2 separate regions of the Homo sapiens genome follow, and region 2 is linked to region 1. A link is an interaction called in ENCODE POLR2A ChIA-PET data of the cell type or tissue named here. Cell type or tissue: OCI-LY7. All regions are shown on one strand. Each heading gives the region's core, and the rest is flanking DNA. Links, peaks and the distances in the headings are about the cores only.

The links. Peaks named below come from ENCODE experiments on the same cell type or tissue, not always from the same donor. Only the 100,000 strongest peaks of a DNase experiment are listed, where the experiment ranks them.
Region 2: POLR2A ChIA-PET joins it to region 1 with 12 read pairs; 5 of 35 experiments call an interaction of 5 or more read pairs at or near these places.

What each region holds. Positions count from the first base shown.
Region 1 is chr6:151,142,182-151,158,737 of GRCh38, reverse strand. LOC124901432 (a long non-coding RNA gene) reads left to right here and starts at 7,768. Exons shown (of 4, transcript XR_007059813.1): 1 at 7,768-7,849. In OCI-LY7, for the core only: no CTCF peak of the experiment used is centred there; no DNase peak of the experiment used is centred there.
Region 2 is chr6:151,206,877-151,223,432 of GRCh38, reverse strand. The region is part of intron 1 of LOC102723831 (a long non-coding RNA gene); the gene reads left to right. Among named protein-coding and RNA genes, the nearest start is that of AKAP12, 25 kb to the left of the region's middle. RefSeq lists an enhancer at 14,858-15,357. In OCI-LY7, for the core only: no CTCF peak of the experiment used is centred there; no DNase peak of the experiment used is centred there.

The DNA.
Region 1 (16,556 bases), core at 2,770-10,769:
CATATGTGGCCCATGTACTGCTGGCCCCCGGGAATGGTAAGTAAATGGGATTTTTATGGAAGTCAGACCTCTGAACAGGCAGTGAAATTGGCAGTCATGGAAAACATAAACAGCAAAAAACACGATTACAAGAAAGCATTTATGGTATGATTTCATATGCATGTAAAACTACATATATAAATCTTATATGCATATACGTAGGGAATGTCTTCAAATACAAATGGTAGTTATCTTTGGTAGTGGGATTTAGTGCAGTTTTTTCTCTTTGTTTATACTTTTTCTATACAGAAAAAATACACATGATTATATATGAGGAAGAAAAAAATAATCATGCATCAAGGGAACTGATTTGTTCAATAGACTTCAAAAATTAACTGTAAGGGGCTGGGCGCAGTGGCTGACGCCTGTAATCCCAGCATTTTGGGAGGCTAAGGCGAGAAGATCACTTGAGCCCAGGAGTTCAAGACCGGCCTGGGCAACAAAGTGCTACCCCCTACCTCTACAAAAAATTTCAAAATTAGCCAGGCGTGGTGGCACACATCTGCAGTCCCAGCTACTTGGGAGGCTGAGGCAGAAGGATTACTTGAGCCCAGGAGGTGAGGCTGCAGTGAGCTGTGTTTGTGCCACTGCCATCTAGCCTGGGTCATATAGCCAGATCCTGTCTCAAAAATATATATCTATATAAAACAAGCAAACATTAACCATAAGGATTTGAAATCTGTTGTCTAGTAGGTTTTCTAGACTTAGCAAATAACAATACAGGACACCTAGTTAAAGTTTGATAAACAATTGTAAGTATGGCCCCATATAATATTTTGGGCATTGCCTCTTTTTTTTTTCTCCAAAAAATGAAAAGAAATGTAAAGTAGGAGTATAACTTCTTCTACACTTCTACCATTATTTATATTTCTTCTCATTCTTTTCTCTGTAAGTAGGTTTTACATGGTCTGGAGTCATACCTTGTGTGTGCAGTTTTCATTCACTTAACAAGTCATATTGGTTCCCTATTGGGGACCAGGCGCTGTGCTAAGCACTGGGGATACAGTAGGAGTAACACAGGTTTGCTGTTGCCTCTACTCAACATAAAATCATTTTGCACAGTTTTTGCATTAAAAACTTTAAATGGATGCATAATCTGCTATCAAGTTATTATATTCCATTTTACTTAACCAATCTTCCATTGTGGCTTAATTTATTCATTTGTTTGCATATTAGCTTTTTGCTGTTGTAAATAATAGTGCCCTGAATGGATTTGTACATCGAGTTTTCTCATGTTTTTGAATTATTTTATTTTAAGGATAGACACTTAAAAATACTATTTTAGGCGGGGCACAGTGGCTCACACCTGTAATCCTGGCACTTTGGGATGGGGAGGCAGCTGGATCGCCTGAGGTCAGGAGTTCGAGACCAGCCTGGACAACATGGTGAAACCCCGTCTCTACTAAAAATACAAAAATTAGCCTGGCGTGGTGGCGCATGCCTGTAATCCCAGCTACTCAGGAGGCTGAGGCAGGAGAATTGCATCATGAACCCAGGAGGTGGAGGTTGCATTGAGCCAAGATCGCACCACTGCACTCCAGCCTGGGCAAGAGTGAGATTGTCTCAAGAAAATTAAAAAAAAAAAAAAAATTATTTTTAGGCTAGTTGGAATTTCATAATAATTTCTTTAGAAAAGGTTAATTGGCCAGAATGACAAAAAGAATCAAAGCCTATATATTTCCTTTTACTTTATTTTTATTTTTATTTTATTTTTTTGAGACAAGGTCTCATTCTATTGCCCAGGCTGGAGTGCAGGTGCCATCTTGGCTCACTGCAGCCTCAGCCCCCCAGGCTCAAGTGATCCTCCTGCCTCAGCCTCCCAAGTAGCTGGGACTACAGGTGTGCGCCACCACACCTGGATAGTTTTTTTGTATTTTTGGTAGAGACAGGGTTTCACCGTGTTGCCAGGCTATTCTCAAACTCCTGGGCTGAAGCAATCCACCCAGCTCATCCTCCCAGAGTGTTGGGATTACAGACGTGAGCCACTGCATCCGGCCAAAGTCTATATTTCTTTGCCTGCAAATACGTTTAATTATCTTTCCATATATGTGTTCACAAATTTTATTTGGCGGGTTGTCTACTCATTTTGTGGGGAAGGTCTTGGTGATGTTTCTTACTTTATGAAATCATATAAAAAGGCTATTAAGTTTGTATAATATTTATTTTTGCACTTTTCAGCCTATTGGTGCCTTATTTTTGGTTATTGATTTTATTTTTATTTTTTACTTAGGGCAATTTAACATTGTATCTATTAAAATCTGTTCATCTTTTGATTTCAAGTGTTTCTTAGTATAGAATGTCATTTTTCTATCTAGATGTTTACCACCTATTTAATTTATTTTATTCTTTTTTATATTTTAAAATATATTAAAACCTTAAATCATCTGGAACTTATTTTGGTATAGGTTTGTAGTGAATAACAATAGGATTTTTATTCCAGATGACCTATATATTATTCCCAAAGAAAACTGCATTTTTCTTTCTTTCCCTTTGACTTTTATAATGGCTTTTTCTCATGTATTTAATTTTATTGTATAATAAGGCTTATCTTTGGATAAGCCTTGTATACCATTATCACACTGTTCTTTATTATGAAATCTAATAGCATAGTATTAGAAAGTATTATAGTATTATATGATAAAGTATACAGAATGCAAATTATTACAGTTTTACAATATACTGTTAAATGTTAGAGTAATTCTCCTAATTCTAGAGTCTTCTTTCTGAAAAAAATATTAAGTTCTACAAAACTTCCATGGGGATTTGAGTTGGAATAGCAGTAAAGGTATACATTAATTAGATAACAATGGACACTTCTCCACCCAGGGACATGAATGTCTCTATTTATTCAATTCTCCTCCTATCTATATTTGTTAACCAAACCTTATCTTGATTTCAGTTTACATTTCTCTTATGAAGGTTACACATGGGTCTCTCATACCATCATGGCTGGGTCCCACTAGATCCACCCTGATCTACTCAGATCAGCTCCACTTTTGTCTGCTTTATATATTGTCTCTAAATCATCTTTTAGAGTTATGCAATTTAACATGATGTGAAAAATCACTGGACTAACCAATGTGTTAAAATCCCTTCCACTCAGAAAAGCTTGATTCTATTGTCTCCAAAATGCAGGGTGCTTTCTTGCCTCTGCCTTTGCTAATATTGTTCTTCCTCCTACCTGAAGTGGATACCCACTCCAAATCTACATATCCCCAGCTATTTGGGAGGCTGAGGCAGGAGGATTGCCTGATCCTGCAGAGGTAGAGGCTGCAGTGAGCCCTCCAGCCTGCACTCCAGCCTGGGCAACAGAGTGAGACTCTGTCTTAAGAAGAAAGAAAGAAAGAGAAAGAAAGAGAGAAACACAAAGAAAGAAAGAGAGAAAGAGAGAAAGAAAGAAAGAGAGAGAGAAGAAAGAAAGAAAGAAAGAAAGAGAGAGAGAGAAAGAAAAAGGAAGGAAGGAAGGGAAAAAGAAACAACAGGACCAGCCTGGGCAACACAGCAAGACTCTATGAAAATTTAATTTAATTTAACTCAAAATAATAATAAATAAAATATATAAATAAAAAAAATAAATAAAAATAAACACCTTCATCAATGTCGCTCCTAAATCTTTTGGAGATTTCATGTATTACTGACAGACACACTCGTGGTTAGCATGAACAACTTAAGATTTACTGAAACATCCAGATTTATCCTGTGAAAATACAGTTAACTTCTTATATTCCAGTGAGTGAAAAGGCATGGATTTGAAGATTTGTCCACAGAGTGATGAATGGCTGTACTCTCAGTTTCTATCTGTGTGAAAATCTACTCGTCCTCACAGTCACAAGTTCTTTACATACTAGAAAATGTGTGAGAGATGGAGGTAAGGGGTGGCAGCTGTGGAGGCCAAAGTGGGTTTTTTTTTTGGTTTGTTTACCAACTAGATTTTGCTCTGGTTAAGACCGCATGGTACAAACCAAGAGAGATTTGTGTTTTCCCGTGTAGCAAGACATTCTAAATAAATGTTCCTTGAAGAGGGGACTTTTACAAACTTTGGCCTGGAACTTTGGCAAAAATCCAAAAAAAAAAAAAAAAAAAAAAGAAGGAGTGGACAGGAGCAGCATGGAACTGGGCTGGGGGGTGGAGTCAGCAGTTGAGCTCACAGCAAACAGCTTTTGAAGGTATTTTTTCAGCTCTTCTTTGTATTAATATAAGATATAAAGAAAAGCAACCTTTTTTGAGGGTCTGCTGTATGTCTGAAGTGCCCCCCTAACCAAGTCTCAGTGTGTAACCTCAATTTGACAACTGTTGGATACAAAGCCTTAGGCTAAAAGTCTATAATCCCACAGTCTGTAATCCCCTCCCTCATCCCTCTTGCCCCATTTATCAGGGCATCCATCTGAACTTCACAAGGAAAAGAACTTGGTACCTTTGGCCCCTTCTCAACCATATAAAAGCACCAAAGCAGGACAATGTAGGGATAGAAAGTATCTTAGAAACTACTAGTTTGCCAGGGCTACCAAATAATGTATGCCAAACTGGGTGGCTTAAAATAACACAAACACATTGTCTCAGAGCTCTGGAGGCCAGAAGACTGAAGTCAAGGTTTTACCCATGTTCTCTCTGAAACCTGTAGGGAAAAACCTTTCCTTGCCTCTTCTAGTTTCTGGTGTTTTCCAGCAATCCTTGATGTTTTTCGGCTTGCAGCTGTATCACTCCACTCTCTGCACCTGTCACCACATGGTCATCTTCTCTCTTGTTTCCCTGTCTCTGTCTCTGTGTCTCTTCTCTTCTTCTTCTTCTTTTTTTTTTTTTTTTTTTTTTTTTTTTTTTTTGAGGCAGAGTCTTGCTCTGCCACCCAGGCTGGAGTGCAGTGGTGTGATCACAGCTTGCTGCAACCTCCGCCTCCAGGGTTCAAGCGATTCTCCTGCCTCAGACTCCCGAGTCGCTGGGATTACAAGCGTGCGCCACCACGCCCAGCTAATTTTTGTGTTTTTCTTAGAGACAGGGTTTCGCTATGTTGGCCAGGCTGGTCTTGAACTCCTGAGCTCAAGTGATCTGCCCACCTCGGGCTCCCAAAGTGCCGGGATTATAGGCGTGAGCCACTGCACCAGGGCCAGAACTTTTAATATATCTCTTGCAGGGAGGGGACACAATTCAACCGGTAAGAGAGAGCATCTTCTTCCGCTCATTCCTTTTCGTTTGGTTTTGAGGAAAGTTAGGATCTCAGAGGTTGAGTTGGAGAGTCAATCTGTATGAAATGGTACATTATTATTCTTGGCAGTCCTAGTTTCAGGAGACTGGAAACCCATCTTGCTCTAGAGTAGGCTGAAAGGAGTTCTTGGATCACAGAACCTAAAGAAGAATGAACCATCCGACTGTGAGAGGTCCTCATTCCAGCCTGGCTTCCGAAGCTACTAGAACTAGGGGCGCCAGTGGGTCAGGATGTTTCTTATTCTCTTATTTGGGCTTCATTCTCTTTTGAAAGGATTTCTTTTAATGGTAGGTAACGTAGTCAGTTCCCAAGTTTTATCCTGGGAGTTCTTAGTTCTAGAAAAGGATTGCCTTCAAGGCTGGATCCCAAAGGCAGATGCCCTTGGGGAGAGAGCTGGTGGCCCATGGGGATAGGCGAGCTTGATCTTGGACCAGTGAACTTCCACCAGAGGAAGGGAGCACCATAAAAACAGGCCAGTTTCTGACCAGGCACAGTGGCTCACGCCTGTAATCCCAGTACTTTGGGAGGATGAGGCGGGCGGATCACTTGAGGTCAGGAATTTGAGACCAGCCTGGACAACATGGTGAAACCCTGTCTCTACCAAAAATACAAAAAGTAGCCAGGCATGGTGGTGCATACCTGTAATCCCAGCTACTCGGGAGGCTGAGGCAGGAGAATCACTTGAACCCAGGAGGTGGAGGTTGCAGTGAGCCGAGATGGCGTCACTGCACTCCAGCCTGGGCGACTGAGCGAGGCTCTGTCTCAAAAATAAACAAATTAAAAAAAGGGCAGTTTCTGCAGGAGTCTCACAGGGGAAGACAAGGGGAACAGGAGGCTGAGGAGACAATATGAGAGATGTCCACTATAAAAAGATAATTCAAGGGCGAAAATCCAATTTTTATGTAAATTATCCAGATGGGCTCCAATGCTTATTCATATTCACCAAAGAAATTGCTCCGTTCTCTATTTTATGTCATTTAGGAGATCAGGTTTATGTCTGTGCCCCAGGGAAAGGACCCATGACATTTACTACATTTGAATTCAAATAGTAATTTTAGATTAATTTGAAAATTGATTAGGTCAGATGTTTCTACAGACATGTTTTTGCCCTTTTATGCTATAGGGGGTCAAATATCCATTTATGGGTCCAGGATTTATTTGTAAAAACAGACTTTCAAGTCAATTACTAACATCCACTGGAGTTTAAACATGACCATTTTTAAAGTGCATATTTTCTCAAAAATATCCTTCTTTTAATTTCTTTTAAAGCATTTGTTTATGAGAAACAGGTAACTATGCAAACTCTAGGACTGTCATAAATGAATTAAATGTACTTATTTCTGGATTATCACTACTGATTGTCAGGCTTAATCAGTTAGAAAGTAAAAGTAATTTTTACCTCTTTCTGCTAAACTAGAGGACAGAGTGAGTATGGGAAGATGACCTTTTTCCTAGCAAAACGGCAAATTCTCAAGGTCCTAAATGACAGATTGCTCTCCTGAGTCCCCGGCTTGGCTCCCAGTTGCCAAAAGGCCATCTTCATCGGGATATGTGCGGACACCGCACACTCAGCTCGTGCAGAACAACTTCACCCCAAGGCTCCTCCAGCACTCGCTCCGTCAATGCCATCATCATCATCCATGCTGGGCAAACCTAGGACCCAGACTCCTCTTTCTTTTCCCCCCTTTCCCTGCCTTCCATGTGTCCTCCAAGTTTGACTCAGGACACTACCTATGTCAGTGGTTTCCAAACTTGTCTGAGGATCCGAATCCCCTGAAAGACTTTTTTTTTTTTCTTGAGATAGCTGGAGTGCAGAGCTGTGACGTTGGCTCACTGCAACCTCCGCCTCCTGGGTTCAAGCAATTCTCCTGCCTCAGCCTCCCGAGCAGCTGGGATTACAGGCACATGCCACCATGCCTGGCTAATTTTTGTATTTTTTGTAGAGATGGGGTTTCACCATGTTGGCCAGACTGGTCTTGAACTCCTGACCTCAGGTGATCCACACGCTCAGCCTCCCAAAATGCTGGGATTACAGGTGTGAGCCACCGCACCCGGCCCTGCTAAAGGACTTCTAATGAATTCAGATGTGGAGTCCCCTCCCTAGAGACTGAGTCAGTACATCTGGAAGTAGCCTGAGCATCTGCATTTTAAAGTCCTCCCCAGCCTCCTAAGGCGATTTAATAATGACCAGGATTTAGGACCAGCTGTCCTAAGCATCTCCATCCCCACTACTGCTGCCCTGGTTCAGCCCCCAGCACCTGCAGCCCCGCTTCTGCACTCAGGCTCTGCATTCTCTCAGCCATCCTCTACCGCATTCAACAATACCACAGCACACACATTGAATGCCTATTTTTTTCCAGGTACTTTGTTAACCAGTGGAAGCACAAAGATGAACAAACCATACTCCTCCCCTCAAGACAACTCTTTCGTGAGGGAGATAACCCAGGAAATAGGAGTCTATTCATGAGACCGCTGCTCTAACTAGAAGAATAGGAAGTACCAGAAGGTCACAAAAGAGGAGCTGATTAGCTCAACCTGAGAAAGTCTCCCAAAGCTTCACAGCGGAAGGAATGCTGAAGTGGGGATGAAGAGGTGTTGATCAGAAAAAAAGTAAGGATGGGAGGGAGGGAGAGGACATTTCAGACAGTGCTAAGCATGGGGGTAATAGGACTACACTGGTTTTTTTTCTTTGTTGACTTGTAGTAAGCGTAGTTTCTGTTCTTATAGGCAAATGTTGGGTTCCTTCTTTCTTTTTCTTTTTGTTTTTGTGGATACATAATAGGTCTATATTTTTATGGGGTATATTAGATTTTTTTTTGAGACAGGGTCTTACTCCATCGCCCAGGCTGGAGTGCAGTGGTGCAATCTCAGCTCACTGCAGTCTCCGCCTCCCAGGTTCAAGCGATTCCCCTGCCTCAGCCTCCCAAGTACCTGGGACTACCAGGTGTGTGCCACCATGCCCAGCTAATTTTTGTATTTTTAGTAGAGATGGGGTTTCAGTCCTAGCGCAGTGGCTCACACCTGTAATCCCAGCACTTTGGGAGGCCCAGGTGGGCGGATCACAAGGTCAGGAGATCGAGACCATCCTGGCTAACACGGTGAAACCCCATCTCTACTAAAAATACAAAAAACTAGCCAGGCGTGGTGGTAGGCGTCTGTAGTCCCAGCTACTCAGGAGGCTGAGGCAGGAGAATGGCATGAACCCAGGAGGCGGAGCTTGCAGTGAGCCGAGATCAAGCCATTGCACTCCAGCCTGGGCAACAGAGTGAGACTCTGCCTTAAAAAAAAAAAAAAAAAAAAAAAGATGGGGTTTTACCATGTTGGCCTGGCTGGTCTCGAACTCCTGACCTCAAGTGATCCACCCGCCTTGGCCTCCCAAAGTGCTGGGATTACAGGAATGAGCCACCACATGGGGCCCATTCCGTGCTTTACAACTCCCAGCTGTGGCAGTCAGCTAGGCAAGCCACTTAACCTTTCTGAATCTGTTTTATCATCTTGTAAACCAGGTTTAATAATAATTACCAAGTAGGCTTGAGGATTTAAAGAGAAAAATGCTTATTAAAACATTCCCAGCCTAATGTTCTCTTTCTTGACATGGGTGGCTACACAGGCATCTGCTTTGTGAGAATTCATTGAATTGTATGTTTTTTTGTGCACTTTTCTGTTTGTGTGTTGATGTCAATTAAAAAGATGTCAATTAACAATTGTCTAGCTTGCTGGCGTCTTAATAAATGTTCTAGATATTGGTTCTCTTTCCTCCTTGTTTTTTCCTGTTGGAAGCAGATTACCAGAGCTGGGTTGGATGGCTAATGCAGGAATGACATGCCAACATTTGCAAGAGGTGGAATGTGCTGTTACATTGAAGTACAAAGAGCAGTAAGATGAAATTTAATAGGAACCAACATGCAGGAGGTTCAAAAAGAAACAGCACAAGTAATGAGTGGAAGATGTGATTTAAGAGGAATTATGAAAAAGCTCAGAGATTTTAACTGACGCAAACGTAATCTGAGTCAACAGCCCAGCTTTGCCACTAAACTCTGCGACCCTCTGCAAAACAAGCAAGCGGATAAACCCAAACTGTAACCAAACCAAAACAGAAATCTCAATACAAGGTTAGGTTTCTGTAGTGGGGTAATGCTCAAATCCTAGAAATAAATACACCCATTGATTTCTTCATCCATCAGATCATATCTACATTGTAGGCTTTCAGTCATGGAAGCCTCTTCTTAGGATGGGCCTAGACCATTGACCATGTCCAGAGTTCAGTGACTAGAATCCTGAGAGATCTTAAAACCATGGCTGGGCACAGTGGCTCACACCTGTAATCACAGCACTTTGGGAGGCCAAGGCGGGCAGATCACTTGAGGCTAGGAGTTCGAGATCAGCCTGGCCAACATAGCAAAACCCTGTCTCTACTAGAAATACAAAAATTAGCTGGGTGTTGTTGGCTCACACCTGTAATTCCAGCTACTCCAGTGGCTGAGGCACAAGAATCGCTTGAGCCTGGGAGGCGGAGGTTGTAGTGAGCTGAGATCGTGCCACTGCACTCCAGCCTGTGCAACAGAGCGAGACTCTGTCTCAAACAAAACAAAACAAAAAACAAAACAAAAAACCCTCATGTCAATCATATAAAGATCTGGAGAATTTTTAGCTTTAAGAAAATATTTGGAGGCTGGCTGGGAGGGCTTCACATATTTGAAAAGATTTTGTCAAGAGTGATTGGATTTATTCTATGTAGTTCAATAAAGGAAAACAGTTCAACAGGTGAAAGTCTGGAGAAGCGTATTTTGGGCCATTTTAAGGAATGAGGTAGCTCATGACTGGGGCTACCTAAAAATGGAATGGATTCCCTGCCTGTTGCTGGCAGTATTTAGCAGAGGCTCTGTGGCTACACATCATGGCCATTATAGATTGTATTTTTATTTTAGGTGGGATGACAGATTATATGCCTCTGTTACGGGTTAAATTGTTTCTCCAAAAAAAGATAGGTTGAAGTCCTAACCTCTAGTACCTGTAAATGTAACTTTATTTGGAAATAGGTGCTTTGCAGATGTGATCATATTACGATAGGGTCATTAGGATCCAGTAAGACTGGTGTCCTTATGAGAAGAGACACATGGACAGGGAGAAGGCCATGTGGAGACAGGCGTGCAGAGGGGAGGTGGCCATGGAGCACCGGAGGCAGAGAAATGTGTCATGCAGCCGCAGGCCAGGAACGCCAAGCATTGCTGGCAACAACCAGAAGGCGGGAGAGAGAGCACAGCTCTGCTGACACCTTGATCTCAGACTTGCAGCCTCCAGAACTGCGAGAGAATACATTTCTGTTGCTTTAAGCCACTCAGTTGGTGGCACTTGGTTTTCCTAGCAGCCCTAGGAAACGATTACAGCAAAACCCCTTCCCTTTCACAGCCTTCAAATCCTTATTAGCCAGATGGCAACAATACAGGCAGGCCTGCCCCACCAAGTTATCTGACATACAGATTGCTCCGGCCTTCTGCAGCCACCCCCATGGTGACCGTCTTGCCCCTCAACCCTCTTGTCCTTGGCACCCCCTCAGCAATGCCCATGACTGCTGAGTGCCTGGGAGACCCTGTGCCCCATTTTGCCCTTCCCTTCTAGCCCTGCTTTCAAGCCCAGTGTTGCCCAGGGCTCTGAGTCTGGGGGCTCTGCGAGGCCCACGGTGGAGGCCAGCCAGCTACAAGAGCTCTGTCTTGCTGTCTGTAACAATCAATAGACATTGAGATCTCTAGCCCCCGACAGAGGGAAAAGGCTTTCTGAGATGCAAACAACTCACCTACAAATGAACTTCTGGAATACACCGTCATTTGTGAGTGCAGGAACAGTCTGTGTCGGACGCTCGGGCCCAGTTTGTAGATAAAGTTGTAGCAACACAGCATATTGTAACATTCACCAGTCCAGAAAGGTGCTGAGAGGGCTCAGAAAGCAACTCATTTTTCCTCCCACTGAAACTCAGGAATGTCCTTTGAGGACTTTTGCTGAGATATGCGAATGATTTGCTTTTCAAAAAAACTGTAAGTCAGGACCTCCGTGTGATTCTCACCCAAGTCCTTCTTATCATGTGCAGAACTTCTCTGGGTGCCTGATTCTCTCTGTGGTGGCAAAGAGACGGGGCCTGTGTGGGCCAAGGCGCAGAGCCAGAGAGGGAGGGTTTGGGGCGTTCTCCCAAGGACAGCAAGTACAATGTGGCCCTCCCTCTGACCTCCTTTGAAAGACATCGAGGGCTTGGAGTCCTTGCGTCCCCTACAATCCAGTGTGTCCTTGATGGAGTGATGCTGCTCTCCCTGCATTCCACCTCAGCCAAACAGCTCCACTTACCCCCTTTATATATTGGGGTGTCACATAAGATTGTACTTGGTAAGAATGTCCCCTGCTCACATATGTATGCATGTGTGTACCAGTTTGAAGGCCACTCTTTCTAGCCTGGAAGCACATCTCAATGGGTTTCATGGTGGCCCCTGCAAAGACATGCCTTGCCTTAATCCCTGGAGCCCATAAGGTGATGTTCTTTGGAAAAAGGATCTTTGCAGATGTAATTAAGTTAAAGATCTTGAGCTGAGATCATCCTGACTTATGTGGTGGGCTGTAAATCCAATGACAAGAGTCCTTATAAGAGAGAGAAGAGAAGAAAACACAGATCGAGAGAGAAGAGGAGGAAGTCTTGTGAAGACAGAGGCAGAGATTGGAGTGATGCAGCCACAAGCCAAGGAATGCCTGGGACCACCAGAAGCTGGAAGAGATGAGGTAGGATTCTCCCGTGGAGCCTTCAGAGGGAGTGTGGCCCTGCCAATCCTTTGATTTCTAACTTTTTTTTTTTTTGGATGGAGTCTCGCTCTGTTGCCCAGGCTGGAGTGCAGTGGCCCAATCTCAGCTCACTGCAACCTCCGCCTCCTGGGCTCAAGCGATTCTCCTGCCTCAGCCTCTTGAGTAGCTGGAATTACAGGCGCTGGCCACCATGCCCAGCTAATTTTTTGTATTTTTAGTAGAGATGGGGTTTTGCCATGTTGGCCAGGCTGGTCTCAAACTCCTGACTTCAGGCTATCCACTGGCCTTGGCCGCCCAAAGTGCTGGGATTACAGGCATAAGCCACCATGCCCAGTCTGATTTCAAACTTCTGGCCTCCAGAACTAAGAGAAATTTCTGTTGTTTGAAGCCACCACGTTGGTGGTACTTTGTCAAGGAGACTAGCAGAAGCATTGTGGGGCACGTGAATGTGCCGTCCCTGTGAGAAGGGAACAGGGGATCCTGCCTGTTCCTAACCCACCACTGGGACCTACCTGCACACACTTGGTGCTTACCCGTGATCTCAGCACCATGTCAAAAGGAACATTGTAATTCTACTTCCGGGAATCTACCCTGAGGAAATAACTGAGAAAACGTGCAAGGCTGTAACTCTAAAAATGTTCATCACAGTTCTGCTTGGAATAAAGGAAAGCTGAAAACAATCCACATGTCTCACCATAGGGGATCAATTAATTAATTATGCTGCAGTCATACAAAACAATCCTATGTAGCTGTTAAAATAACATTACAGAAATGGAACTCTCGATGTGGAAAGATGTTACTAATTTACTTGTATAAAAATACATTATGGTGAGCTTCAAATCACTGATAAGTTAAAAAAATACATTACGGTATGAACTCATAAAAAAATACGTAAGCACATGTATTACACATTATACCTAGAAAAATCTAGAAAGAACGGCTGGGCGCGGTGGCTCACGCCTGTAATCCCAGCACTTTGGGAGGCTGAGGCGGGCGGATCACGAGGTCAGGAGATTGAGACCATCCTGGCTAACACGGTGAAACCCCGTGTCTACTAAAAATACAAAAAATAGCCAGGCGTGGTGGCGGGTGCCTGTAGTCCCAGCTACTTGGGAGACGGAGGCAGGAGAATGGCATGAACCTGGGAGGTGGAGCTGGCAGTGAGCTGAGATAGCGCCACTGCACTCCAGCCTGGGCGATAGAGCCAGACTCTGTCTCAAAAAAAAAAAAAAGAAAAATCTAGAAAGAAATGTTGACGGTGGTTTTTGTTGAGAGCGTAGATGTTTTACATTCTTTTGCTGCTCTGTATTGCTTGTTATTAATATATAATATAATAATAAATTATATAATATATAGTAATATGAAAAATAGTTGTAATAATAATAAAAAGCAATCAAAGACATTTATTTCATTTGGGGAAAGAAAAAACCCTGAAACTTGTCATCAGCAACATAGTGAGGAATATCATTTTGCCACGTGGAGGATTTAGGGAGACATGTTGGTCCAGCACCAGGAAAGCCCTTGCTCCCGGGAAGTCAGAAAGAGATGCTAGAGGTTGCAGTGTCAGGAGTAGGCTAGTAAGCAGGGCAATACTTAATTAGAAAAATGCAGACTTCTCGCAGCCTTCTACATGCTACCATCATTGTAAATCTCCAAGAGATGTCTGCATTACCACCTCCCTTCCACCTAATTTGATCCCTAAGCCAGGAACATAATCTAATACTCCTGCTCTGAGAAACATACTTTAGGAAATTTTGGGATACCATTTGACCTAAAGCAGCTCAACTGAGTTAAGAGTAAAACTACCCAGATACAAATTAAGGAAGAATGTTTTCAGTTTTTATATTGCTGAGAAAGACAGACTTCTCTGAAGTGAACATAAGCAACAGTGAGCTGTAAACTGAATGCAAGTTAACTGTGTCTTAAAACAATATTAAAAGTCTGGCAAATAAGAACAGGGAGTTTGTTGTTGATTAGATCCTTTTTGCTGTTTGGGCTCTGTGTTTAGAAGGAATGCAGAAATTTTACAGAGGGTCTTGAGAAGGGTGGCAATCAATAAGGATAGGAGCAGGCTAGGTGCGGTGGCTCACGCCTATAATCCCAACACTTTGGGAGGCCGAGGCGGGCAGATCACGAGGTCAGGAGATCGAGACCATCCTGGCCAACATGGTGAAACCCCGTCTCTACTAAAAAAAAAAAGAGAAAACAAAAAATTAGCTGGGCGTGGTGGCAGGTGCCTGTAGTCCCAGCTACTCGGGAGGCTGAGGCAGGAGAATGGTGTGAACCCGGGAGGCAGAGCTTGCAGTGAGCTGAGATGGCACCACTGCACTCCAGCCTGGGTGACAGAGCAAGACTCCATCTCAAAAAAAAAAAAAAAAAAAAAAAAAAAAAAAAAAAAGGATAGGCGGCCAAAGAGGAGAGGGAGAGCTGAGGAGAAGGAAAATATTGACAGGTTTAGCTGATAGTTTGAACACGGTGGAAAGTGTCAGTGTACATGAAAGCTACCTGCCAACAGGTATCTTCCTTGTGCTCGCTGGTAGGTTAGAAAATGGGCCCTTTCCTGAAAACCCTGATGCCAGGAGATGTTCCAAGTGTCGTTGCTTGATGACGGTGACTCAGCTGGCCTTCTCTTTCCTGCCCAAACTCACAACAGTTCTAAGTTTGGTCCTTTTTTCTTTCTCTCTTTCTTTCTTCCTTTTTCTTTTCCTTCCTTCCTTTTCTTTCTATCTTTTCTACTCTCTTCTCTCTCTATTTTTCCCTCTCTTTCTCTGTTTTCTTCCTTTCTTCTGTCTTTCCTTTTCTTTTTTTTGAGACAGGATCTCAATCTGTCACCCAGACTGGAGTACGGTGGCACGATTACGGCTCACTGCAGCCTTGACCTACTTGGCTCAAGCAATCTGCCCACCTCAGCTTCCCAAAGTGCTGGGATTACAGGCATGAGCCACCACATCCAGCCCCTCTCTCTTTCTTTCTCTTTCTTTTTCTCTCTCTTTATTTCCTTCTTTTTTCAGAATGAACCTTTAGGAATCAGGAGACATGAATTCTGTTTGCAGCTTGGCTGCAAGCTTGCTGGGGGTGGAGGTCAGGCAGGGGCTGATGTCAATTCACAGCCTGCACAGGACGCAGGGGGCCCTTTACGAAAAGAATGTGATGGGACATCCTGCACGGGTAGGACACTCCTGGATTTTAACTTCCTGCCCCACAGCCCAATGCCCTCTGTTCCCAGCAGAGTCCTGGCTTTGCTGGCTCCTTCTTCCTGCCGTCCTTTCCTCTACTGCCTGTTCTTTCTCTATCTCTGCACAAGCCTTGAATATGAGGGCAGCCCTGGATGCTTTTATGAAGGTGGTGATTAGTTTTTGTGTGTGTGTGGTTTTTTGTTTCGTTTTTTTGGAGGGGGGACAGTGTCTCACTCTGTTGCCCAGGCTGGAGTGCAGTGGCACAATCATGGCTCACTGCAACCTCCATCTCCTCGGTTCAAGGGATTCTCCTGCCTCAGCCTCCTATGTAGCTGGGACTAAAGGCACACACCATCATGCCCAGCTAATTTTTGTATTTTTCGTAGAGACAGGGTTTCACCATGTTGGCCCGGTTGGTCTTGAACTCCTGGCCTCAAGCAATCCACCCACCTCGCCCTCCCAAAGTGCTGGCATTACAGGCATGAGCCACCTTGCCTGGCCTGGTGATTAGTTATAGTTCTTACTTTATTTTCTCTCCCCACTCCCAGGAGCAGATGTCCTCCTCTGCCCCTGGATACTCAGAGCAGACTCTGTGGGGCCTGCGGGCCTGTCCCTCAGCAGACACAGCATTGGAGCAGAGCTGCTATGCCCCCCTCCTCCTACCTCATTCAGGCACCTGTTAGCTTGGTGATGTTTCAGTCTGTGGTTTCCATACTTTGGAGCGCATGAAAATGATCTGGGTGGCTTGTTAACCCTACAGTTTCCGCAGCTTCTCCTCTAGAGAGTCTGACTGAGTTAGGGTGACTGTCCATTTTATGAAACCCCAAGTGATTCTGACGCAGAACCCCTGAAGCCGGGTGTGGGCAGTTACATATGTGCACAACTGGACTCTGATTATTCCTCCTCTTCCCAGGTCAAATCTACATTCTATTGATCTTATCATCTTTTTTTTTTCTGAGATGGAGTCTCGTTTTATCGCCCAGGCTGGAGTGCAGTGGCAGGATCTTGGCTCACTGCAGCTCCGCCTCCCGGGTTCACACCATTCTCCTGCCTCAGCCTCCCGAGTAGCTGGGACTACAGGCGCCCGCCACCACACCCGGCTAATTTTTTGTATTTTTAGTAGAGATGGTGTTTCACCATGTTAGCCAGAATGGTCTCAATCTCCTGACCTCGTGATCCACCGGCCTCGGCCTCCCAAAGTGCTGGGATTACAGGCATGAACCACCGCGCCTGGCCTATCTTATTATCTTAACATTCCTCTACATTTGCAATGCAAGTGGTTGGATGAAGTTCAAGTCCTTAGTCTATATATATATACATATATATATGTATATATATGGTACATATTACATAAATAT
Region 2 (16,556 bases), core at 5,529-13,528, 62 kb before region 1:
TCAAAACTTATTATAAAACTACAGTAATCAAAAGAATATGGTATGCATACAGACAGGCATATAAACCAGTGGAATATAATAGAGAACTCAGAAATAGACCCATGCATGTACGGCCAAATGATTTGTTTAAATTCTTATTATTTTTTTGAAATGGGGTCTTGCTGGCCTTGAATTCCTGGCCTCAAGCAATTCTCCTACCCCCACCTCCTGAGTAGTGAGGACTACATATGTCTGCCACTTCACCCAGCTAAATGGCTTTTGACAAAGATGCCAAGACCGTTCAAGGAAGAAAGAACAGCCTTTCAAAAAATGGTGTTGGAAAAACTGTATTTCCATATGCAAACAAATGAAATTGAGTCCTTCTTTATACCATACATGAAAAGCAACTTAAAATGGATCAAAGAACTAAATATAAAACTTAGAACTATTAAACTCCTAGATGAAAACAGGGGAAAAGCTGACGTTGGATTTGGCAAGTGTTTCCCAGATATGATACAAAAAGCATAGGTAACAATGGTAAAAATGCGTAAATCAGACAGCATCAAAACTATAAACTGGCTGGGCATGGTGGCTCACACCTGTAACCTCAGCACTTTGGGAGGCAGAGGCCAGTGGATCACCTGAGGTCAGGAGTTCGAGACCAGCCTAGGCAAAATGGTGAAACCCCATGTCTACTAAAAGTGCAAAAATTAGCCGGGTGTGGTGGCACGTGCCTGTAGTCCCAGCTACACAGGAGGCTGAAGCAGGAGAATTGCTTGAACCCAGGAGGTAGAGGTTGCAGTGAGCCAAGACTGCACCACTGCACTCCATCCTGGGCAACAGGACGAGACTTTGTCTCAAAAAAACAACAAAAAAAAACTACAAATTTCTTTGCATTAAAGAACACAATCAAAAGACTGAAAAGGTAACTGACGGAGTGGCAGAAAATATGTACAAATCATATACCTGAAAAGGAGTTACTATCCAGAATACAGAAAGAACTCCTGCAACTCAACAACAAAAAAGTCAAATGACCCGATGTAAAAGGGCAAAGGACTTGAATAGACATTTCTTCAATAAATAGAAATGATATTCAAATGACTCACCTCACAACCACTAGGATGGCTCCTTTTTTTTTTTTTTTTTTTTTTTTTTGAGACGGAGCCTCACTCTGTCTGTCACCCAGGCTGGAGTGCAGTGGCGCGATCTTGGCTCACTGCAAGCTCCACCTCCTGGGTTCATGCCATTCTCCTGCCTCAGCCTCCCGAGTAGCTGGGACTACAGGCACCCGCCACCACGCCCGGCTAATTTTTTGTATTTTGTTTAGTAGAGATGGGGTTTCACCGTGTTAGCCAGGATGGTCTCGATCTCCTGACCTCGTGATCCGCCCGTCTTGGCCTCCCAAAGTGCTGGGATTACAGGTGTGAGCCACCACGCCCAGCCTGGCTACTTTCAAAACAACAGAAAATAAAAAATGTTGGTGAGGATGTGGAGAAATTTGAACTCTAGTGCACTGTTGGTGGGATTGCGCAAAAGTAATTGTGGGTTTGGCCCATGAATTTTAAATCATTATAACTAGGCCCAGACACATCTTTATTAATCAAAATAGGAACCACTACAATCAACACATTTTTGCCAACAAGAAATAAGTTTGTTTATTCCTGTAGCATAAAAATCTGTACTTTGGGATTCAACGAACTCTTGGAAAGCATTTTCTGAACCCCGCTGGTTGTGGAAGCATTTTCCTTGCAAAAAGTTGTCAAGACGCCTGGTAGTCAATTGGTGAGAGGTCAGGTGAATATGACGGATGAGGCAAAACTTCGTAGCCCAATTCTTTCAACTTTTGAAGCATTGGTTGTGCGACATGCAATCCTATGTTATTGTGAAGAAGAACTGAGCCCTTTCTGTTGACCAATGCCAGCTGCAGGTATTGCAGTTTTTGGTGCATCTCACTGATTTGCTAAGCATACTTCTCAGATGTAATGGTTTCGTCAGGATTCAGAAAGCTGTGGCGGATCAGACCAGCAGCAGACCACCAAACAGTGACCATGACCTTTTTTTGGTGAAAATTTGGCTTTGGGAACTGCTTTGGAGTTTCTTCTCAGTCCAATCACTGGTTGTTGTATAAAATCCACTTTTCGTCTCATGTCACAATCCGATTGAGAAATGGTTCGTTGTTGTTGTGTAGAATAAGAGAAGATGACACTTCAAAATGACGATTTTTTAAAATTTTTGCTCAGCTCATGAGGCACCCACTTATGGAGCTTTTTTCACCTTTCCCATTTGCTTCAAATGCCAAACGACCATAGAATGGTCGACAGTGAGTTCCTTGGCAACTTCTCGGGTAGTTGTAAGAAGATCACCTTTGATGATTGCTCTCAGTTGGTCGTCGTCAGCTTCTGATGGCTGTCCGCTACCCTCCTCATCTTCAAGATTCTCGTCTCCTTTACAAAACTTCTTGAACCATCACTACACTGTATGTTCATTTGCAGTTCCTGGGCCAAATGCATTGTTGATGGTGCAAGTTGCCTGTGCTGCTTTATGACCTATTTTGAACTCGAATTTGCTTTTTGTCTAACATCTTTTTTTTTTTTTAAGATGGAATCTTACTCTGTTGCCCAGGCTGGAGTGCAGTGGCCCAATCTCAGCTCACTGCAACCTCCGCCTCCGGGGTTCAAGCAATTCTGCTGCCGCAGCCTCCAGAGTAGCTGGGACCACAGGCGCCTGCCATCACGCCTGGCCAATTTTGTGTGTGTGTGTGTGTATTTTCAGTAGAGACGGGGTTTCACTGCGTTAGCCAGGATGGTTTTGATCTCCTGACTTTGTGATCTGCCCGCCTCAGCCTCCCAAAGTGCTGGGATTACAGCGTGAGCCACCACACCCAGCCTTATTTATTTATTTTTAATTAAAAAAAAAGAAGTTCTGGAAGTTGGTTGCACAACCATGTGAATGTACTTGACACAACTGACCTATACGCTTAGAAATGGTTTAAGATGATAAATTTTGTGTTATACATTTTGTTACCACACACATACATTAAAAAAAAAAATTAACCGCAAGACTTTGCTCAGTGACCAAAGAGATTGCTTTTCTTTTACAATCCAGATTCTTGAAAGAACAGTCTATATAGCACTAGGTTTTCACCTCTGCCTCATTCCCCAATGCTCTGCCATATGGTGTCTGTGCCTGCCACTCCAGAAGGCTGCTGTCTGTCCCGGCTGCCACATACGGAGAACACGTCTCTGCCTCTATCTTTGTTCATACCCCGCAGCATTTGACGCTGTTGACCACTTCCCTTGGGAAATCTCTTCTTCCCAGTTTTGTCTATCTCTAGGCCACTGCCCTTTGGACTGTTTTGCAGACTTATTTTTGATTTTTTGTTAATATGGCTCTTCCTCAAGGCCCCATCCTAGGCCTTCTCCTTTCTCTCATTCTCTATCTCCATTTATTTATTTATTTATTTATTTATTTATTTATTTATTTAGAGACAGAGTCTTGCTCTGTCACCCAGGTTGGAGTGCAGTGGTGCAATCTCGGCTCACTGCAGTCTCTGACTCCTGGGCTCAAGCGATTCTCCTGCTACAGCCTCCCGAGTAACTGGGATTACAGGTGTGTACCACCACACCCAGTTAATTTTTTGTATTTTTGTAGAGACAGGGTTTCACCATGTTGTCCAGGCTGGTCTCGAACTCCTGACCTCAAATGATCTGCCCACCTCGGCCTCCCAAATTGTTGGGATTACAGGCGTGAGCCACCGCGCCTGCCCATCTATCTCCTTCTTAAGTGAACTCAGCCCCTTTTACAACTTTAGCAGTGTTTGGGAGGAAAAAAATTTATTTTGCCCTTTATTTATTTATCTTACCTTTATTGAGGTCTGTGAGTTAAACAGACAAAAGACAGATCTGCAAGAGAAAAGACAGATTTTTATTCACATATGTATGGGAATGCCCAGAAAAATGTGACTCAAGGAGGCTATTAGAATTGCGGGCTTGTGTATTCCCTTAATAGAAGGAGGGAGGAGGTTTAGGGATACTTGTAGAAAAATCTATGACTCTTAGGAAAGATAAACTGCCCTTAGAAGACTAGATGTAAGATGTGATCATTTTGCAACAACGTCTGTCTGGGTGTGGTGCTGACATCCCTTCTCTGCTCCAGGACAGGGAATTTATGACCTCTTTTGGGAAGCTTTGCTTTTAGGCAGGTAAAGGAGTTTGGAAAAAAATCTATTCTCAAATGCCTTCAGTTCGAAATAACCTTTATTTGCCAAAGTGGCAAAATCTGGAATCTTCCAGTAGCCACTTACTTGCTGAGAATGCCCGAAAGTGTACCTTAGCCCAGTCTCTTTTCTGTGATCCAGAACACACTATCCAGTTGCCTCAGCGCACATCAACAAGAACATCAAAGTGCATTCACCTCCTTTTCCTATAAACCTATTTTTTCTCTTGTATTTCATATCATGCTAGTTCATCAAGCCAGAAAACTTCAAGTCATGCCAAACTCCACATCTCCCTCATCCAGTAATGAAACCTGATTCATTCTGTCTCCTGAGAGCTTTTGGTACTTGTTTCTCTCCCACCATTGTCACCGCGGCAGACTGTTATCATTAGGCCCTTACAATCTCCCCCTTATTATATTGTCCTAATTTACATTACAGCACAGATGTCCAGTGTGACATATGTATGTTTGTGCAGGTTAACTTTAATCTACATTCTAGGAGCTGTTAGTTAACATTTCCAAGACCCTGATCCTGATATTTTTCAACCTTTACAAAGAATACAATTCTGATACAGGTTACAACCTAGATGAAGCTTGAAAGCATGCTAAGTGAAATAAGCCAGACACAAGAGGACAAATATTGTATGATTCTACTTATATGAGGTATTTAGAATAGTCAAATTCATAGAGACAGGAAGTAGACTGGTGTTTCCCAGGGTTTGGGAGGAGGGGATAATGGGGCATTTGTGTTTTATAGGTACAGAGATTTAGTTTGGAAAGATGAAAAAGTTCTGAAGATGGATGGTAGTGATGATGATTACACAATAATATTCATGTACTTAATACGGCTGAATTGCACACTTAAAAGGATTAAAATGATAAATTTTATTAGCATATTTACCACAATAAAAAAAAGAGTGAAGGCTAGGTGCGGCGGCTCACACCTGTAATCCCAGCACTTTGGGAGGTTGAGGTGGACGGGTCACTTGAGTTCAGGAGTTTAAAATCAGCCTGGGCAACATGGCAAAACCTTGTTTCTACTAAAAATGCAAAAATTAGCCGGGTGTGGTGGAGTGCACCTGTAGTCCCAGCTACTCAGGAGATGAGGCTCGAGAATCACTTGAACCCGTGAGGCAGAGGCTGCAGTGAGCTGAGATCGCGCCATTGCACTCCAGCCTGGGTGACAGAGAGAGACTGTCTCAAAAACAACAACAACAACAACAAGCCCAGGCCCTAATCAAAACTCCACCCACAGAAGGTACTTCAGATACCTCATTTAATCTGTACTAGAGGGGCTGGGCACAGTGGCTTGCACCTGTAATTCCAGCACTTTGGGAGGCTGAGGCGGGTGGATCACCTGAGGTCAGGAGTTCGAGACCAGTCTGACCAATATGGTGAAACCTTGTCTCTACTAAAAATACAAAAATTAGCTGGGCGTGGTGGCGTGCGCCTGTAGTCCCAGCTACTTGGGAGGCTGAGACAGGAGAATTGCTTGAACCCAGGAGGTGGAGGTTGCAGTGAGTTAAGATCGTGCCACTACAGTCCAGCCTGGGGGACAGAACAAGACTCTATCTCAAAAAAAAAATCTGTACTAGAGGATTCACTGATCAGCAGAAGGGTGTTAAAGAACATTTTCTTTTACATATATATATATATGTAAATATTTTTTGTATAGGGACCACTGCAATGGGGCCTTGCAGTGGGGTAGAGAGGTTGGGTTCAGCTGCCAAAGATCATTTTCTTTTTATTTGATTGACTGAAGAAATAGGGCCTCACTTTGTTGCCAGGCTAGCCTTCAACTCCTGGCTTCAAGTGATCCTCCCCTGCCTCAGCCTCTCAAATTGCTAGGATTACAGGCATGAACTGCCACCGCTGACCCCATTTTTTAAGAGATGGGGTCTCGTTCTGTCACCCAGGCTGGAGTGCAAAGATCATTTTCAATTGGCAAACGAAGTGATAAAGACAGTGCCTGCTAGAAAGCTACATAAGCACTTACCCTCTTGTACAAATGTGTGCACAGATGAACGCAGTAGCCCAACACCTTCAGAGTGATTCCTTAGTATAGAAATTCTAGAAATCCGGTAGCGTGTCCCCTCCATTCCCATCCCCACTCAGTCACATTTAATGAAGGATTTTTGTTAGAGAAGGCTTGCTGACAACCTGTCCTCAGAGCGTTGTCATATTTGTCATGGGTTGGGTCTTTTGTGTGAGCTATCTCTGCTCCAACAGGCTAGAGAGCTAGGATTTCACCGGTCTTGCTCACACAACAGCATGTATGACTGTTTCTGTGCCTGCTTGCTCCTGACGTTTGTATCTGCTTAAAACCCTGGGGACCTCTTGGCTGCCTCTAATCCTGAGAGGCTGCTGAATTTCTCCTGTCATCCCCCTACAATGCAAATCAGGTCATGTCAATTTCTCACTCCGAATTCTTCAGTAGACCCCTCCGCTCCCTCCCATTACATTCAGAGTAAAATCCCAACTCCTGCCCTCCAGGATCTGCACCTACCTTCCTCTCCCTTCTTCACTCCAGTGTGGAAGCCCTTGAATCTGTCCACACCTCTCTCACCTCCATACCTCTGCGCATGCCATTTGTTCTGCCTACAAAGCTCTTCCTCTCCCTACACTCTTTGGTTTCAGGGAACACAGCTGAATTCAGGGATGCCAAGTCCTTGCCTAGAAGGATATCATCTGTGCCTGGAATTTTCCTTTTTTTTTCAGCACACTTTCAGCAGCAATGAAAGAATCCAGTCTGCATAGAAAGAAGAGTGAAGTAGACACAGTAGAGAGAAACAGATGACTTCTCAGAAGAGGGAAGAGAGAAACCCAGGGGGCAGCTGCCTTTGTTCATAAACCGGTCCAGTTCCTGGGTTCCTTTCCTTCTGGGAGGCATCTGAGCCTCCCGTCCTTGGGTTCTGGGAGCTGGTTGGGAAGCTCTTTTGTAGCCAGTTGAGTCTTGACCAGGATACAGGTCTGCAGACTTATCCCTTTCCTGGTGGTGAGGCCAGCCACAAGCCACCCTGGAAGACCTGCTGGGGGTGGGCTACAGGGGGAGCTGTGGCTGCTCCCCACTCTCCCAGGGCTGGCCACCTGGGGCAGCCTGAGCTCTCTGCTTTTGGAAGAACTGGTTTAGCAATCTGGTATCTTAAAGTCAAATTAGGTAATTTGACTTTCAAGTCCACTCAATTGATCATCAAGAAATAATGTAAAAGGCCAGGCAGTGGCTCATGCCTGTAATTCCAGCACTGTGAGAGGCCGAAGCAGGTGGATCACCTGAGGCCAGGAGTTCAAGACCAGGAGGGAAAACATGGTGAAACTCCATCTCTGCTAAAAATAAAAAGATTAGCCAGATGTGGTGGTGCACACCTGTAATCCCAGCTACTCGGGAGGCTGAGGCAGGAGAATCACTTGAACACGGGAGGCAGAGGTTGCAGTGAGCTGAGATCGTGCCACTGCACTCCAGCCTGGGCGACAGAGCAAGATCCTGTCTCAAAAAAAAAAGAAAGAACGTTAAAAGAGCGTTAAAAGAAATTACTAACAATTTCGTCAGGAGGAACATATCTAACCTCAAAAGACAAGAAGGAAGGGTACCCAATGTAACAGCAGAAACCATAAGAAATGTTTGCCAGGGACAGGTTACACTGAAACTCAAAGCTAATATTAATATGGCATTTCCTTGGGTAAGTTACAGAAAAGTGTTTTGTCCTAGATTCTTCACCTGCATATGCTCCAACCTGAGGCTCTCCTTAGGAGCTTAGGTAAAATGGGAAGTGTGAGTAAGCTATACTCACACTTTTTAAGTTTTTAAGTTAATAACAGCAAGAAAGACCCAAATAGGATTTTCTTTTTTTTTTTTGAAACAGGGTCTCTCTCTGTTGCCCAGGCTGGAGTGCACTGGCACCATCCCAGCTCACTGCAACCTTGGCCTCCTGGGCTCAAGTGATCCTCTCACCTCAGCCTCCTGAGTAGCTGGGACCACAGGTGTGTGCCACCACACCTGGCTAATTTTTAAATTATTTGTAGAGATGAGATTTCACTATGTTGCCCAGTCTGGCCTCAAACTCCTGGGCTCAAATGATCCTCCTGCCTCGGCCTCCAAAGTGCTGGGATTACAGGCATGAGCCACATTGCTCGGCCCCAAAATGGGATCTTGAAGTCAATAATTATATTCTTTTTTTCTTTTATAGTATTTTACATACTTATGGGGTACATGTGAGTATTTGTTACACACATAGAATGTGTAATGATCAAGTCAGGGTATTTGTGGTATCCATCACCCCATGATGATTATTTATTTTTTCTTTTTTTGGGAAGTAGATACTGTAGAGTATTTATTATTTCTATGTGTTGGTAATACTTTAAGTCCTCTCTTCTAGGTACTTTGAAATATACAATAAATTGTTGCTAACTATAGTTACCATCATCTGCTATTGACCATTATAACTTACTTCTTTTATCTAACTGTATGTTTGTACCCATTAACCAGCCTCTCTTCATCTACCCTTTTCCACCTGCATACCCTTCCCAGCGTCTGGTATCTATCGTTCTACTCTCTTCTTCCACGAGATCAAGTTTTTTAGCTCCAACATATGAGTGAGAACATGCAATTTGTGTCTTTCTATGCCTGGCTTATATTACTTAGCATAATGACATCCAGTTCCATCCATGTTACTGCAAATGATATGATTTATGTATGTATATATATATATATATATATATATATATATTTTTTTTTTTTTTTTTTTTTTTTTTGAGACAAAGCCTCGCTCTGTTGCCCAGGCTGGAGTGTAGTGGCACGATCGCCACTCACTGCAACCTCCACCTCCCAGGTTCAAGCAGTTCCCCTGCCTCAGCCTCCTGAGTAGCTGGGCGAGTAGCTGGGATTACAGGCGCGCACCACCATGCCTGGCTAATTTTTTTGTATTTTTAGTAGAGACAGGGTTTCGCCGTGTTGCGCAGGCTAGTCTCGAACTCCTGACCTCAAAAGATCTGCCCTCCTCAGCCTCCCAAAGTGCTGGGATTATAGGAGTGAGCCACTGACCCCAGCCACAAATGATATGATTTTATTCTTCTTCATAAACCAATAGTATTTCATTGTGTATATGTACCACATTTCCTTTATTTGTTCATCCACTGATGGATACTTAGGTTGATTCCATCTCTTGGCTATTGTGAATAGTGCTGCAATAAACATGCAAGTACAGGTATCCCTTTGATATACCGATTTATTTTCCTTTGGGTAAAATATTCAGTAATGGGATTGCTGGATTGAATAGTGGTTTTGTTTTTGTTTTTGGAGAAATCTGTATACTGTTTTCCATAATGGTTGTACAACTTTACATTCCCACCAACTGTGTACAGTTTCTTTTTCTCAGCATCCTCACCAGCATCTGTTATTTTTGGTCTTTTTAATAATGTGATTACCTGACAGATTCTTCCTGTCTGCTGCACAGACAAAACCAATTGCTGAGACTGTGGTGTTACAGTAAAGTAAGAGTTTAATTAACACAAGGCCAGTCACGTGAAAGAACTAGTTACCACTCACATTGATCTCCCTGAGAACTCAGAGGCTAGAGTTTTAATGAATAATTTGGTGGGCAAAGACCTAGGGAATGGGTGCTGCTGATTGGTTAAGGATGAAGTCCGAGGGGTGTGGAAAATTGTCCTGTACTGAGTCTGCTTCTGGGTGGGGCCACAGGACTGGTTGAGTCATGAGTCACAGGTCCAGGTTGGGTCAGTCGGTTGCCAGAACACCAAAGTCCGAAAAACATCTTAAAAGACCAATCTTAGGTTCTACGATAATTATGTTACCTATAGAAGCAATTGGGGAAGTTCATAAATTTTGTGACCTCTGGCCACATGGCTTCTCACAGTAAGCAATTGTAGAAACTATGTCTACATTTTAGCGGAATTCAGGCCCCTCCTTTAATCCTAATCACCTTTTTTTTTTTTTGAAACGGAGTCTCGCTCTGTCGCCCAGGCTGGAGTGCAGTGGCACAATCTCGGCTCACTGCAAGCTCCGCCTCCCGGGTTCACGCCATTCTCCTGCCTCAGCCTCCCGAGTAGCTGGGACTACAGGTGCCCGCCACCTCATCCGGCTAATTTTTTTTTTGTATTTTTAGTAGAGGCGGGGTTTCACTGTGTTAGCCAGGATGGTCTTGATCTCCTGACCTCATGATCCGCCCACCTCTGCCTCCCAAAGTGCTGGGATTACAGGCGTGAGCCACCGCGCCCGGTCAATCCTAATCACCTTTCACAAAGGTGAGTTTTGGCCCCTGAGCAAAGAGGGTGTCAGTTTTAAGGAGGGACTATTATCATCTTTGCTTCCAAGTTAAATGTAAACTAAATTCCTCCTATGGTTAGCTTGGCCTGTGACCAGGAATCAGCAAAGACAGCCAGCTTGCGAGGCTAGAAGGAAGGTCGAGTCAGCCATGCTAGATTCTCTCACTGTCAGAATCTTTGCAAAAGCGGTCTCATTAATAGCCATTCTAACTGGGGTAATGTGATTATCTCATTGTGGCTTTGATTTACATTTCTCTGATGATTAGTGATAATGAGCGCCTGTAATCCTAGCTACTCGGGAGGCTGAGGCAGAGAATCGCTTGAACCCAGGAGTTGGAGGTTGCAGTGAGCTGAGATTGTGCCATTGCACTCCAGCCTGGGCAACAAGAGCAAGACTCCATCTCAAAAAAAAAAAAAAAAAAAAAAGGTCCCGTTAAAAAGTGGGCAAATGGCCAGGCATGAGGGCTTATGCCTGTAATCCTAGCACTTTGGGAGGCTGAGGTGAGTGGATTGCTTGAGTCTAGAAGTTTCTTCATGTACCTATTGGCCATTTGTATGTCCTCTTTTGAGAAATATGTTGTCATTCGCCCACTTTTTTTTTTTTTAAACAAGGTCTTACTCTGTTGTCCAGGCTGGAGTGCAGTGGTACTATCAGGGCTCACTACAGTCTTGATCTCCTGAGCTCAGGTGATCCTCCCACCTCAGCCCTCTGAGTAGCTGGGACTACAGGCATGTGCCACCATGCCCAGCTAATTTTTTGTATTTTTAGTAGACACAGGGTTTCACCATGTTGCCCAGGCTGGTCTTGAACTTCTAGACTCAAGCAATCCACTCACCTCAGCCTCCCAAAGTGCTAGGATTACAGGCATGAGCCCTCACGCCTGGCCATTTGCCCACTTTTTAATGGGACTTTTTTTTTTTTTTTTTAGATGGAGTCTTGCTCTTGTTGCCCAGGCTGGAGTGCAATCGCACAATCTCAGCTCACTACAACCTCCGCCTCCTGGGTTCTAGTGATTCTCCTGCCTCAGCCTCCCAAGTAGCTGGGATTACAGGCGCCCGCCACCACACCTGGCTAATTTTTGTATTTTTAGTAGAGACAGGGTTTCGCCACATTGGCCAGGCTGGTCTCGAACTCATGACCTCATGATCTGCCTGCCTTGGCCTCCCAAAGTGCTGGGATTACAGGCATGAGCCACCGCGCTCATTTTAAACATTTTATTGTTGACTCATTTGAGTTCCTTGTGTATTCAGGATATTAATCCCTTGCAGGGTGAATGTTTGCAAATAATTTCTCCCATTCGACAGGTTGTCTCTTCACTCTATTGTTCCCTTTGCTGTGCAGAAGCTTTTTCATTTAATATAGTTCTATTTGTCTATTTTTGTTTTAGTTTTTTGTTGTTTTGAGATCTTAGCCATAAAATCTGCCTAGACTAATGTCCTGAAGTATTTTCCCTGTGTTTTCTTCTATTAGTTCTGGGTCTTATATTTAAGTCTCCAATCCATCTTGAGTTGATTTTTGTATATGGTGAGAGATAGGGTCCACTTTCATTCCTCAGCACCGTTTATTGAAGAGAGTGTCCTTCCCTCAGTGTATCTTCTTGGCACTTTTATTGAAAATCAGTTGGCTATAAATACATGTATTTATTTCTGTATTCTGTATTCTGTTCCATCAATGTATGTGTCTTTTATACTAATACCATGCTGTTTTGTTTACTATAGCTTTGTAACATATTTTGAAGTCAGGTAGTGTGATACCTCCAGCTTTGTTCTTTTTTCTCAGAATTGCATTGGCTATTCAGGCTCTTTTTTGGTTCCATAAGAATTTTATGATTTTTTTTTCTAATTCTGTGAAAAATGATATTGGTATTTTGATAGGGATTGCATTGAATCTGTAGATTGCTATGGGCAATGTGGTCTTTTTTTTTTTTTTTTTTTTTGACGGTCTCACTTTTTCCCAGGCTGGGGTACAGTGGTGCTATCTCAGCTCACTGCAGCCTCCAGCTCTTGGGTTCAAGTGATTCTCATGCCTCAGCCTCCCAAGTAGCTGGGATTACAGGCGCCTGCCACTATGCTTAGCTAATTTTTGTATTTTTAGTAGAGATGGGGTTTCACTGTGTTTGTCTAGGCTGGTCTTAAACTCCTGACCTCAAGTGATCCACCTGCCTCGGCCTCCCAAAGTGCTGGGATTACAGGCGTGCGTGAGCCACCACGCCTGGCCAATATGATAATTTTAATGATATTATTTCTTCCAGCTTATGAGCATGGGATGTCAGTCCATTTGTATGTGTCCACTTCAGTTTCTGTCATCAGTGTTTTGTAGTTCTCTTTGTAGAGCTCTTTCACCTCCTTTGTTGAATGTATATTCCTGAGTGTTTTATTCTTTTTTTATAGCTACTATAAATAGGATTGCTTTCTTGATTTTTTTCTCAGCTAGTTCATTATTGGTGTATAGAAATGCTACCGATTTTGTACATCAATTTTGTATCCTACAATGTTACTTAATTTATTTATTAGATTTAAGAGTTTTTTGGTGGAGTCTGCGTTTTTCTAGATATAAGATCATATTAGCAGTAAAGAGGGACAATTTGACTTTCTCTTTTCTAATTTGGACGCCTTTTATTTATTTCTCTTGCCTTATTGCTCTGGCCAGGACATCCAATACTTACATTCTTTTTTTTTTTTTTTTTTTTTTTTTTTGAGACAGAGTCTCCCTCTGTCTCCCAGGCTGCAGTGCAGTGGCGTGATCTTGGATCACTGCAACCTCTGCCTCCCCGGCTCACGTGATTCTCCTACCTCAGCCTCCCAGGTAGCTGGGACTACAGGTGTACACCACCATGCCCAGCTAATTTTTGTATTTTTAGTAGAGATGGGTTTTCATCATGTTGGCCAAGCTGGTCTCGAACTCCTGACCTCAAGTGATCTGCCTGCCTTGGCCTCCCAAAGTGCTAGGATTACAGGTGTGAGCCACCTCACCCAGCCTACAGTACTTATATTCTTACACGGCTCATATCTGTAGCTGATTTCCAATGGGAGAAACCGAGGGACTGTTGATATAAAGCTGCACATGAAAACAAGAGGTACCATTATCTCATGAACAGCTTCCAACTGTGCAGAGTCCAGGCATTCTCACCTGATCCTCCAGAAACACTACCCCTGGTCTGCAGGCTGATTTGCTGCTGACACAGAGAGGCACCCAGCAGAAGCAAGGACTCACGTCTACAGAGAACACTTAATCACATTGTCGGGGCTAGCTGGGCTCCTTGGGAAATGGAGGGTGCAGTGGGCGCCAGGGCAGGGGAAAAGCTTATCGAGAACAAGAGCAGGATGCAGGGAACGAGCAGAAAATAAACCTGAACTCTGTCTCGATTACAATTAAGTGTTTGCCACCGGAAAGCAATTTAAACAGACAGCAGCCACCTCAGCTGCTAGTGCCTGTGGGCTCGTATGACCAATCCCGGCCGTGTAGCTATTCTTAGTCACAGTTTCTCCCGACTCAATCTGCAGTAGAAGTGAAGAGACTCTTCTACCTGTAATACAGAGCTGTCCTTCCTCCCTTTATCCTTGATTTTTACCCTTTGTTCTGCAGTCTCTGTTAGTGTGTGTTCTGGACATAATAAAATATGGCTAGTTAATTCAAGCAAAAGCTTGCAGTGACTTGGCAAAGCATTATCAAGATGAATGGGAGGACAGGCAGAGGATAAAATGAGGTTGAAACTGGCTTGCCTTGTATTCAAAAATCCTAACTCCTCTTTTTACTGATTATCTTAGCTATGCATTTTTTTGTAAAGCCTCTTGAATTCAAACTGGATAAAGCTTTCTTTCTTTCAAATGTGCTTAATAACTAGGACCTGCATCTGACATTCACTGTGTCATTGCAGTGACTATAAATGCTTCCTTTAAGTCTGTGTAATTTCTAAATCAAATGTTCAGAAACCAACAGAAATGTTTATTCTTGGATAAATTAACTATGATTCAACAACTTTGTGCTCTAATTTATGGAAGAGATTCTCTCTCCATCAGTGACTTTGGCTGGGTTGTGTTAGAGATGAGCAATGCGCATCAGTGAGGCTTGCCTGGATCTTCCTTGTCAGGTTGGGTATGTCTCATAAAATTAGTTGAAAGGGCTGGGCATGGTGGCCCATGCCTGTAATCCCAGCACTTTGGGAGGCCCAGGTGGGTGGATCACTTGAGGTCAGGAGTTTGAGACCAGCCTAGACAACATGGCAAAACCCTGTCTCTACAAAAAATACAAAAATTAGCGGGGCATGGTGACATGCGTCTATAGTCCCAGCTACTGGGAAGGCTGAGGCAGGAGAATGACTTGAACCCAGAGGCGGAGGTTGCAGTGAGCCGGGATCACGCCACTGCACTCCAGTCTGGGTGACAGAGCAAGACTTTGTCTCAAAACAAAAAACAAACAAAAAAAGATTAATTGAAACGTAAAGAGAGAAATTGCAAGTGACAGGAGCACCTGAGTCACAGGGGTGGCACATATACAATGGGTGTGGACTTTGTGAAGGGAAGGATGAGAGTGTGTCATACTGTGGCCAAGATCACAGCCTTTACTGCCAGACAGATCCGACTCTACTGCTGTGTGACCTTGGATGGATTGCTTAATGTCTCTACACTTTCATTTCTGTTTTATCATGTGTGAAGTGGGGATATAAAAGACAATCTAGGCCGGGCGCGGTGGCTCATGCCTGTAATCCCAGCACTTTGGAAGTCTGAGGCAGATGGGTCAGGAGTTCAGGAGTTCGAGACCAGCCTGGCCAATATGACAAAACCCCGTCTCTACTAAAAATACAAAAAAATTAGCCAGGCATGGTGGCAGGCGTCTGTGGTTCCAGCTACTTGAAAGGCTGAGGCAGGAGGATTGCTTGAACCTGGGAGGTGGAGGTTGCAGGGAGCCGAGATCACACCACTGCACTCCAGCCTGGGTGACAGAGCGAGGCTCCATCTCAAAAAAAAAAAAAAAAGCCAATGTACAAAAGATTGTTGAAAGGATTCCATGAGATAAAAGATGCAAGGCATTAAGCCCAGGAGAGAAACATTAGCTGTTGCCATTTTTTTTCTTTTCCTTCAAGAGTATGCTAATTTATTTTGTTACTGTTCTAATCCTAGCTCTACCTTATGACTGTGGAAGCTTGGGCAGGACTGCTGAAACCTGGTTCTTCCTTTCTAAAATGGGGCTGTTAACATCTTCTTGATGGGATTACTGTGAGAATGAACAGACAGAATGATGTGTGTGAAGAATGCCTGACACAGACAGTGCCTGGCAGAGTGCATGCAGTCAATCAATTTCAGGGCCCCCTTCTCACTCCTGACCCCTTCATGGAGAGACCACAGGCCGAAATCATAGACGCTCTGGATGTGAGGTACTATGATGAAAGCCAAAAATCAGGGCATGGTGGCTCACGCCTGTAATCCCAACACTTTGAGAGACCAAGGCGAGCAGATCATCTGAGGTCAGGAGTTCAAGACCAGCCTGCCCAACATGGCAAAACCCCACCTCTACTAAAAAAAATACAAAAAATTAGCCAGGCGTGGTGGCAGGCACCTGTAATCCCAGCTACTTGGGCGGCTGAGGCAGGAGAATCACTTGAACCTGGGAGGCAGAGGTTGCAATGAGCTGAGATCGCACCACTGCCCTCCAGCCTGGGCCACAAGAGTGAAACTCCAAAAAAAAAAAAAAAAAGCCAAAAAACAAAAAACAACTCCCCCGATGATTCTGATGTGAATGAAATCAGGGTAAGACCCTACATTGTCTAGAGGTTTGATGGTAGATCCTGGGACAGTGAAACTTATCTACTTCTATTTTTCTTCTTTTGAAACAAGGTCTCGCTATGTTGCCCAGGCTGGACTCAAACTCCTGGGCTCAAGCGATCCTCCGAATTCAGCCTCCAGAATAGCTGGAATTAGAGGTGTAAGCCACCACACCCAGTGCTACCTACCTCTATTTTCACCACAGACATAGAGTGTAAGTTCTCTTACTCACAAATGCCAGCCATTGGTCATGAGGAAAATCAAGCTCATCTTTATTCCTGAAAATCCATTTTCTTAGTCAGCTGGCGCTGCCATGAAAA